Linked DNA regions of Homo sapiens: region 1 is linked to region 2. A link is a loop called in an ENCODE intact Hi-C map of the cell type or tissue named here. Cell type or tissue: gastrocnemius medialis. All regions are shown on one strand. Each heading gives the region's core, and the rest is flanking DNA. Links, peaks and the distances in the headings are about the cores only.

Region 1 (5,383 bases), core at 169-5,168, 210 kb before region 2:
CGTGTGGCACAAACATGACACCTTCCCCACCACCGCTAATTAAGTAGAGGATAAGAGTGTCCATTTCACAAAAAGAGTGCTCCAAAATATGTCTACCGCAGACCTGATACCACCCTATCTTAGTATGCTAAGGCTGCTATAGCAAATACCACAGTTGGGGTGGCTTAAACATAAATTTCTTTCTCACCATTCTGGAGGCTGGAAGTCCAAGATCAAAGTGCCGGAAGGGTCACATTCTCCTGAGGCCTCTCTTCTTGGCTTGCAGAGAGCCACCTTCTTGCTGTGTCCTCACACAGCCTTTCTTCTATGTGTGCGCATCCCTGGGGTCTCTTTCTCTCCTTGTAAGGACACTGGACTTACTGGATTAGGGCCCCACCCTAATGGCCTCATTTAATCTTCATTACCTCTTTAAAAGCCTTCCCTCCAAATACAGCCACACATCAAGTACTGGGGGTCGGGGCTTCAATACATGAATTCTGGGGGGCACCTATGATGGTGAGTTTGATGTGCCACTTGGGCTAGGCTGCAGTAGGTCGTTATTCAGGCACCTTTGATAGCACACCCCTTCGGCCAGGGGATCCTCAGTAATTTACTTTTTTAAAAAGTGGGGACAATATTGCCTCATACAATTTGTGTACAGACTGGAAAAGGGGATGAGTATAGAACATAAATGATAGCCATTATGATCATTATTATTTCTCCCAAACAGGCAGGCAGGGCACCCACTTCCTGTGCTTCTGAACCACTCTTGCTTTGTGTCGGATGGCTTTGCTCTTGCCCTCTTCTGTCCTGGGTTAATCGTGGCGTATTCACACCTTACATGGGATAAGTAGGGTATTTTAACCATCAATTCTATTATCCAGTTATGTTAATGGTCCGTGAAATAACATGTGAAGAGCCCATTAAACATTGTGAAAGAGTCTCCATTTCATAAAAATGAGGGAATAATAAGAGAGGCCAATGTAATTCACTGCTGAGCAGGGGAGAGGTTGACTTTCATCTTCAGATGCCCTTCTAAGAGAAACAACTTTCATAACTTAGAACTCAGCATTTCAAAAGAATTTGGGGAATGGCTGACCCTTCTAGGCATTCACCAACAGGATGTTTCTGACCAAGAAATAATTAAAAGTGTATGGAAAGAAACACAGGAAAGACATTTAATAGCTTGTAGTTGAGATGAATTTTGATCTAAAATGTTAATTTTTTTCTTTCAACACTCTATCCTACCCTCTGAGTCCTACTTAATTGCCCAACTACAGTCTGTCAGTCTTGTGTATAACCTGCTTAGAAAAGGCTGAAAGGTAATTGCATAAACAACTTCCACCTAGATCCTCCTCCTGTTCTGAGCCTAATACCAGCCCTGCCCCCAAGCTCTCAGGAACCTCAGGAACAATGGACTCTAATCCATGCCTACGCATGAATCTCTGAAGGCCATCTCTTCATTTCTTCAGACTGTTTTGTCATAGGTTTATAGATTTCCTGGAATACTTTCCACACTTGGCTTCTGAGACATCACACTCTCCTGGATTTCCTTGTATTTCCTGGGCCAATACTTCTCAGGTACCTTTGCTGGTTTCTCCACACCTCCCCGATCCTTATCACTGGAGACCTCAGGAGCAGGGTTTGGACTTCTTTTCTGTTTCTACAACCATGCCTTACATCCAGTCTCACGGCTGTAAATGCCATTTATAAGCTGACGTCTTCCAGATCTAGCTCTTGCCTGGACTCTAGACTCATATGTCAGCTGCCCACTGAAGTGCCTAACAGGCATCTGAAATGTTAACTTTCTCAAAATCAAACTCCTGATCTTCCCCCAAAACCTGCCGCATCTACACTGTTTCCCATCTTAACATCAACTGCATCCTTGCAGTTTCTCAAGCCAAGAGTTCTTCATTCATTTTTCTTTTCATTCTTATCTCCCAGTCCGACAGCAAATCCTGTCAACTCTACCTTCAACATATACCTTGAGTCTTGCCACTGTTTACCACCTTCACTGCTGGGATCTTGATCCAAGCTACCATCATTTCTCATCTTGACTATTTTTTTATTTAATAGAGATGGGTCATGTCATGCTGTGCAGGCTTGGGTGCAGCAGCTATTCACAGATGTGATCATAATGCACTATAGCCTCGAACTCCTGGGCTTGAGTGGCCCTCCCACCTCAGCCTTCATCTTGAGTATTGCTCTGCCTTTGTTCCATCTTAGACTATTCTTTACCCAGTAGTCAGAGAGATCCTTTAGATCATAATCAGACCATGTTGCTCCTCTACTCAACTCATCAATGGCAGCCATTTCCCATAGAGCAAAAGCCAGGATCTGTCCAGTGACCTCCGGGCCCTGAAGGATTGGGCCTCCCTGCCATCCATTCTCTCACTTCATCTCCTCTCCCCTCCTTCACTCGCTCTAGTCACACTCACCTTTTTGCTGTTCCTCCACCCATGCCAGGCATGCCCCTCTCTCATATGTTTACTGTTTCACCAGCCTGGAAGACATTTTCCCCAGGCAGCCACATGGCTGGTTTCCTTACTTCCTTTTAAGGCCTGGATGAAATGTTACCTTCTCTGTGTGGCATTCTCTGGCCATGCTATTTAAAATGACAGCCAACTTCCCAATCTGTACCAGTACTTCCTGTCCCCCTTCCCTGCTGCGTTTTCTCTGTGGCCTTGATCATCATTCGACACACTAGATGTTTTCTTGCATGTTCTATCTCTGTCTCAACACTGGAACCCCAGGAGGGCAGGGCTTTGTCTATTTTGCTCACTTCTGTATCTCTAGCCCCAAAAACAATTTAATCTGTTGTACGAATATACAAATGATTGTTCCTGCTGGAAAATTTTCAAACCACCTCACATTACAGCTGAGAAAACTGAGGCAAAGCCAATGACAGTTTGCCAAATATCACATAATTTGTTAATGGCAGAGTTGAGAGTAGAGCCCAGTTTTCCTGACTCAGAGTCTAGCCTTCCATCAAGTAAAACATCCTCTATCTTCTGTCCAAATGGATTTTACAATTTTGTGGAACACAAATCATGGTTTCAAATTTCTCTCTAATCATGATACCCAGCACAGTTCAAAGTAATTATAGATGATGTTTAAAAATATTAATTTCAGGGTCACTGAACCAGTGACAAATCCAAATAGTTAAGAGCATTATGGAAGAACTTGTGTTTCCTTAACTTTTATTTTAAGTTCAGGGGTACATGCGCAGATTGATTATATAGGTAAATTGCATGTTGGGGGAGTTTGGTATACAGATTAGTTCATCAACCCAGGTAATAAGCATAGTACCTGATAGATAGTTTTTTGATCCTCACCCTCCTCCTACCTTCCACCCTCAAGTAAGCCCTGGTGTCTATTGTTCCCTTCTTTGTGACACGTGTACTCAATATTTAACTCCCACTTATAAATGAAAACATGCAGTATTTGGTTTTCTGTTCCTGCGTAAGCTTGCTTTGGATAATGGCCCCCAGCTGCATCTATGTTACTGCAGAGGACATGATCTCATTCTTTTCTATGGCTACATAGTATCCCATGGTGTATATGTACCACATTTTCTTTATCTAGTCTACCATTGATGGGCATTTAGGTTGATTCCATGTCTTTGCTGTTGTGAATAGTACTGCAATGAACATACACAGAATGCGTATTTAGGGTAGGATGATTTATATTCCTTTGGGTATACTCAGTAATGGGATTGCTGGGTCAAATGATAGTTCTGTTTTAAGTTCCTTGAGAAATCACCAAACTTCTTTCCACAATGGCTAAACTAATTTACATTCCCACCAGCAGTGGATAAGCTTTCCTAAAGGGACTTTTTCCCACTGAGTTTTAGAGTACAAGCCACTGATTCCTGAGCCACTTTCTAACAGAGGAGATGATAGTAATACCAATGATAGCCACCATGAGAGTGCCCACCAAATGCCAGGTCCTTTGTGTATACTACTGCATTTAATTTTTACAACAACCTCTAAGGAAGATATTATTGTTATTCCCATTTTACAGATAAATAAATTGAGGCACAGTGAGGTTAAGTAACATGTCCAACTCCACATAATGAAAAGCAGAGATGGGGTTTGAGGTCATATTTGTCTGACTTGAAGTCCATGTTCTGAACCACTGCCCTGTACTGCTTCCCATCCATATGTCCAAATGGACAAAAATTTTCAAAGGCCACTCAGCAAGGAGTACTTGATTCTGAGTTTTCTATGACAGCCTAAATCCTGTTATTTCATTCTAGGTGCAGAGCACATGGGAAACTACCATTGCCCACTGGGAGGTAGCCCTTCTGGTAATCCCTGTGCCATCTGGAAAATACTGACTGCAAAGCAAAACCTCTCACCACTAGCTTAAGCAATTAAATATTAGGAAGTCCACATGAAATAGAGAGAAGAGCACAGAACTCTTCACTATTCATGGGGGAGTCATAGACCCAGGATGGGAGAGGATTGGTGGGAAGTGAATGAACTACCATTCGTTAAGGTGTCAACAGTTGTGCTAGTCACTTAACAGGTATTATTTTGTTTATTCCTTATAACAACCTTTCAAAGTGGCTATCACTGCAGTATTCTCTTTCTACAGATGAGAAAACAGAGGTTGACAGATATATCTTGGCCGGGCGCAGTGGCTCACGCCTGTAATCCTAGCACTTTGGGAGGCCTAGGCGGGCAGATCACCTGAGGTCAGAAGTTTAAGACCAGCCTGGTCAACATGGTGAAACCCTGTATCTACTAAAAATAAAAAAATTAGCTGGGCATGGTGGCGCACGCCCATAATCCCAGCTACTCGGGAGGCTGAGGCAGGAGAATCGCTTGAACCTGGGAGGCGGAGGCTGGAATGAGCTGAGATGGCACCACTGTGCTCCAGCTTGGGTGACAGAGCAAGACTCCGTCTCAAAAAAAAAAAAAAAAAAAAAAAAAAAAAGAAAGATATGTCTTGAACAAGGTCATCCAGCTGTCGGAAGAGGAAGGCTTTGAACACAGATAAATATGATTTCAAAGCCAGCAGACATTCCCTCATCTCTGCTGAGCAAGCCAACTTTCTGAGCCTCAGTTTCCTTGTATGACAGGAGAAGGTTGTATCAGAGGTTCTCAAAGCTTTAACATTCTATTGCTCCAGTTTTCACCTAGCAGGCACAAAGACCTTTAAAGGCCTTTAGGTTGATGGAAAAATGAAAGTCATTGCCATTTCCTAACAGGGAAGACAGGCATGACAATAAGTAATTGGTTTAGTCTAATTGTGATGTATACACTGATGAAAGCCTGTATAAAACACAAAAGGATGGAGTGATTCGTACTCTCTTGGTGGGCAACACAAACCCTGCCAGACCTTTCAGTTCACAGAACAAGTGAAGTCACACAAACAGAGAGCCCAGCTGCCATCTTTG
Region 2 (5,383 bases), core at 198-5,197:
CAAGATAGTTAAAATCCTCTTGAAGAACAAAGTGAAAGGATAGCTCCACCAGATAGCAAGAATTTATAAATGTATAAAACCAAGAGAGTATAGTATTGGCTTAGAGATAGACAGACTAATGGAACAGAGCCCAGAAACAGAATTCATTATCAAGTTACAAGCTTTTTCTCAAGAATTATAACTTGTCCAGTGGGATGTGACTTTAAAACCCAAAGGACCTTCCCTGTAATTTTCCTACCAGACTTTTCCAAAGGGTCCATACGATATATTTTCTGCCACAAGCACTTTGAGCATCATTGGATCCTCTGGTAATAAGGGGCAAGGGGCAAAACCGCTTTGTATCAATGCCTTGACAAGTTGGAGAGATTTGCTGTGGGCCCCACTCAAAGCTAACAGCCTTGCTGGTCACCCGATAAATGAGTCCATATAATACCTTTGTATAAGGAGCAACAAATCCAACCATAATAGTTTAACCAAATAGAGGTTGATTTTTGTCACATACTAAGGAGTCTGGAGGTAGATTGCAACAGTGTGTCAGGATCCTTCTATCTTTCTGCTCTACCATCCTGCACTTATGATCTGTGCTCAGCTGATTTCTTTGGGTTCATGGGCACAGGATGGCTACCCCAGCTCCAGATAGGAGAAGGGAGGGAGATAGGAAGAGGTGGCACCTTTTCCAGAAATCTAGAGAGCATGTCACAGTAACCAGACTTTGATACTTGTTGATTCCTAGCTGCAAGGGAGTCTAATATTTTTAACTGGATACACTGCTGCCCAAACAGAATTGGGGTTCTGTTAAAAAGGAGAAATCCATATTGGTAAACAGTTAGTAGTTGTCTGCCATAGGATCCAAACGTGGTATGTATTATTTCCAAAATTCAAAAACACCTATAAAAGATGATCTTTCTCTTTATCAGTGGCATGAAGTGCGATGGACAGCTACTTCTCCTTCATTTTGTGGAAACTATTCCAACATTCTCCAGGCACTCTCACACACATGCATGCTCTGTCTCTGTCTCTCTTACACACACACACACACACACACATGGAATTTTACTAAGGTAACAGGCCCCATAATTTCATGAAATTTATTCGCCACCTTCTGACACACAGGATTTTCCGAGGCACCTAGTCTGCATGTTGCTTCCTGTTTCCAAGTTTATCAGTACAATGTCATTAGCTATAGTGAACCAGCTCCACATTCTGTGGACTGAATTTGAGATAAAGTCAGAAAACGGGCATAACCCTAAGGCATTGTGGTGAAAGGATATTGTTTACTCTGCCAGATGAAAACAAACTCCCTATGTCCCCCACTTACAGGGATAGAGAGAAAAAGCAAAGATACTCAGTGGGGATTCAAGATTCAGGATATTCTGAGTAAACTGGGTTGGATAACAAAGGCTGGTATATATGTTTGAAAACTGGTAAGAATGATTATTCGGATTTGGCTTAAGTTATTTAACTTGGTTTTATTTTTAAACCAGCAAACGGGAGTGCAAAGAACAAAATTTTAAAATTTGCCAAAAGTTGGTAGTCTCAGTAGTCCTCATGAAGTAAGGATTTTGATCTTCCATTTATACTGTCTTACTCTCTTGGAGACATGGAGGAATACATTTGTATTCAAGTGTCCATCTCATTAATATGGATATATTAGAGGAATATAAGAAAATTCCTATGTTCCGCAATTACACACTGCTGCATTCTATTTTTGAATTAGGTAACTGGGTCTTCTCGTGGTTTCACTGAGGCATGCCTGGCCATGGCCTACATGAATCATCTATGTCTTCCCATTCAAATTCTCCAGGCCCACTCTCCCGCAAGTCAGTGCTTCAACTTTCTCCTAAGAGACCAGCTGAGGATGTGAATTCAACTCTTTTTAATTCAGAAATTTTGGAGATCAAACTGTGCATTTTGTATTTGACTTTCTCCACATTTCAACAGCAAAAGATAAGATATTCTTATAATGATCCCAAGGAAGCCTCTGGATTTTAGCACATACTTTGAACTGAGAACTTAGGAATTTGTGTAGGTTTTTCTTTTTATTGAAGCTATCCATTACAATTAGGAGAAGCCATCTCATCCCACAGTCATTGAACTCCCTGTGTCCTTCGTATTATTCAATAGAATTGATCTCTTAGTTCCCCAAAGCTTGGCCTTCAATGGGCAATTCAGTCTAGGTGCACACAGGTGACAATTTGATTAACTGGTTCTCTAGATCATGACAAGAACCCTTAATCACACCAGCTGCATTGTCTTTGCCTTCAACCTCAATCAGGCCAGATAACAACAGTCCCATATTTCCGTATACATCCCATGTTTCTCTAAGGCCCTGTGGTCTGCAACCAATCCATTTCTGGTTCTAATTCCTGGATCATTTAGAGTTCTTAATTTCAAAAACTAGAAAAAAACTTTGTCTGATTGAAGCAGACAATGAATTTATGAATGACTATCACGTGGCTCACAGAATCGCTAAGAAGGCTGATGAGTCAAGTGTGTGGCTCGGCAGCCAGGAAAAGTACTCATTCAGAGACAGTTGCATAGGCAACAATCTAACTGGACACTGGGCTCTTCCAGCCCCTCTGGCACTGCTACTACCAAAGCTTGATCATTCTGCTGCCTTTGATACTGAGACACTGGAGAGTTTCTTATGGTTCCCTGACTTCATGACTTCATTTCATGAGTGGAATCCATGACTCACACCTGTAAGGAGAGGAGACTGAGTAAGCAAGTACCTGAGCCTTCTGTTTCTGTAGTGGAAGGTACATTCTGTATTTCACTGACACAAGGTGGGAAAATCCAAACATAGGAAAAGGTTTCATACTGGACGGCCATAAAGAAGGACAAGTGTTCACCTTGCCTTCTAATAAGCCAAAACAGGGAGAGAGGTTCAGGTTCCTTTGCCTTCCCAATAAGGAGACAAAATCACAACCAGTGAGAAGACAAATATGGCACACATCCTGGAGGTCACTGAAACACTTTTACAACTCTGCCTGTTTCCTGGGTCTCACTTTGAATTTCAGTATTCTGAATTTGCTGCATTAACTTTAGTAGTCAATTCGTATCTCTTCACTAGGAACTTGTCATAACACAAGAACTTCTTTGCTTTCTTCCCTTTGGGTCCCATCTTCTGCTAACCTATTAAATATTCATATTTCACACTGATTATTTTTTAACCAAAGCCTTGTCCTTCTCATACTCAATAACAATTTCATTTAATCAGTGCTTATTGAGCACTCACACACCCTAGGTGGGTGATGTGCTAGACTTTGAGGACACAAAGACACATTCTAAAAGGAAGGAAGTCCCATAACAAATCAGGGCAATTGATGATTCAAAAAATGTAAGTGTTCAGATCCTTGAGAGAAACATCTCACATTTAAAATATCTATATCTGAAAACAAACAAAAAACAAAACAAAAGAACTAACAACTCCAGTGAACTCCCCTTACACTTAGAATAAGCCCAAACTCCTAACCCTGCTGGGCCTGTAAAGCCCTATCTGACTGGGCCCAGCCTTTCACACTGACCTCATCTCCCACTGCACTCTTGCGCTCACTGTGATCCAGCCCTATCAGCCTTCTTTCCAATGGAGAGACCACGTTCATGTCCAGCTAAGTGTCTGCACTTGATTTTACCCATTCTCCACAGTCTTCCCACGACAGCTTCTCAGACAGGTCATCCCTGACCACCCTATCAAAAATAGCCACTCTCTTCCCAGTCACTCCCTCTCATCACTCATATTCCCATTATGTTGTATATTTACCACCTTCCTTCCCACCAAGAGCATGTGCTACCAGAGAGCAAGGGTCTTTGCCAGCCATGTTCGTTGCTATCCTCAGTGCACTGCATCATGCCTGCACACAGTAAACTGACAAGAAATGTTTATTATACGAATTAAAGTATAAATGAAGGAATGGTGTCTCCATCCACTAGTGCTTCTATAACAAAATACCTGAGACTGGGTAATTTATTATATAAAGAACAGAAATTTCACTCCTCATAGTTCTGGAGGCTGGGAAGTACAAGTTCAAGCCACAGGGAGGTTCAGTGTCTTGTGAGGGCTCTGGTGTTTCCTTCCAAGAAGGCATCTTGAATGCTGTGTTCTCACATGATAGAAGGAACAGAAGGGCAAAAAAGGGGCCTAAACTGGTTCCCTCCAGCCCCTTTTATAAGGTCGCTAGTCCCATTCATGCAGGCAGAGTCCTCATGACTTACTCTGTTCCCAAATGGTCCCGCCTCTTAATACCACCACAATGAGGATTAAGTGTCAACACATGAATTTGCAGAGGCATGCAGACAATAGTAATGACACAGTCAAAGTCCAAACTGATGGCAAGGGCCACTGTAGGAATGTCAGGGAATCTGCATATTTAGTGATGCAAATCTCCAGGGTATGCCAGGACATCCTAGATTTTCCTGTTTTCTGTAGATTCCTCTCTCCCTTTTGTAAGTCTTGCCGAAAGGTAGAAAGGAAAAATGGAGGTATCTTTGGCCAAGAGAGGACAATTCAGTCCAGGAAGATCACCAGGACACTATGGCATTAAAAGCTGTAGAGGCCTGAATTTGATCATCATTTTAAAAAGCAATATTTTCCTATAGAAGGAAAGCACTTGTGTGGAAGGGAAACCTCACCCAAAGGGCAGGTACATTGGAAAGGCCCTATTCTGGCCTTTTCTATGTCATCAGAGATGGCAGCATCTGCCCTCTTATCTGGTCATGTGAAAACAACATTTGTGTGCAGTCTCATTAAACTTTAGGACTAGCAGCAAATAATGGTGCAAGTTCCAAGTCTGCTGCTTCTCTTGTCAGTGTAGCAATAGTCTTGGCAACTTTCTCTTACTCTCATTACTCTACAGCTATTTATACACTGGCACAGGAAAACATATTATTTGCAGAAATGCCTCCGGATCCTATGTCATTTATACAGGCACAGAAGATGTTTTCAAAGAACCATATTTCTGTAGTATTTTTTGCAACAAAGACTGTACAGCAGTGATCTGCCAGGTTGTGTGGGTGTAAAAACAGCCTCCAGTAACTATTCTTTAATTCTACTTTGGCTATTTAATATCTGTTCAAGTATTTCAATCTGCCCAGTCTTAGCTTTTTGATGTCACTCATGATCAATTTGCAAGCTTTGAGAACACAACAGAATGCCTAGGTGTTCCTTTCTCAATCCTCTCCTCCTCCTTATTGGGTTTTATTGGTATCGCAACAATATCAGTGCAATTTGGAACTCTTAGGTTAGCTAATCTGGAAATACTCAATGGTAAGGATAATGCAGACCTCTTGTTTAATTTCCTTAGATCAGGTCCTCTGCAGATGCCAAGTCTGGATTAGACAGGCAGGAGATTTATTGAGGGAAATGCCAAGGAGGGAAAAAGGA

The links. Hi-C counts contacts between places; a loop is a spot of excess contacts. Peaks named below come from ENCODE experiments on the same cell type or tissue, not always from the same donor. Only the 100,000 strongest peaks of a DNase experiment are listed, where the experiment ranks them.
Region 1: it touches region 2 in a loop (2.9-fold over the local background); 1 of 110 quality-filtered maps calls a loop at or near these places.

Annotation. Positions count from the first base shown.
Region 1 is chr6:15,923,702-15,929,084 of GRCh38, reverse strand. No RefSeq gene overlaps it. Among named protein-coding and RNA genes, the nearest start is that of LINC02543, 69 kb to the left of the region's middle. In gastrocnemius medialis, for the core only: no CTCF peak of the experiment used is centred there; a DNase peak (open chromatin) is centred at 2,585; H3K27ac peaks cover 2,025 bases.
Region 2 is chr6:15,712,440-15,717,822 of GRCh38, reverse strand. No RefSeq gene overlaps it. Among named protein-coding and RNA genes, the nearest start is that of DTNBP1, 52 kb to the right of the region's middle. In gastrocnemius medialis, for the core only: no CTCF peak of the experiment used is centred there; a DNase peak (open chromatin) is centred at 2,532; H3K27ac peaks cover 3,114 bases.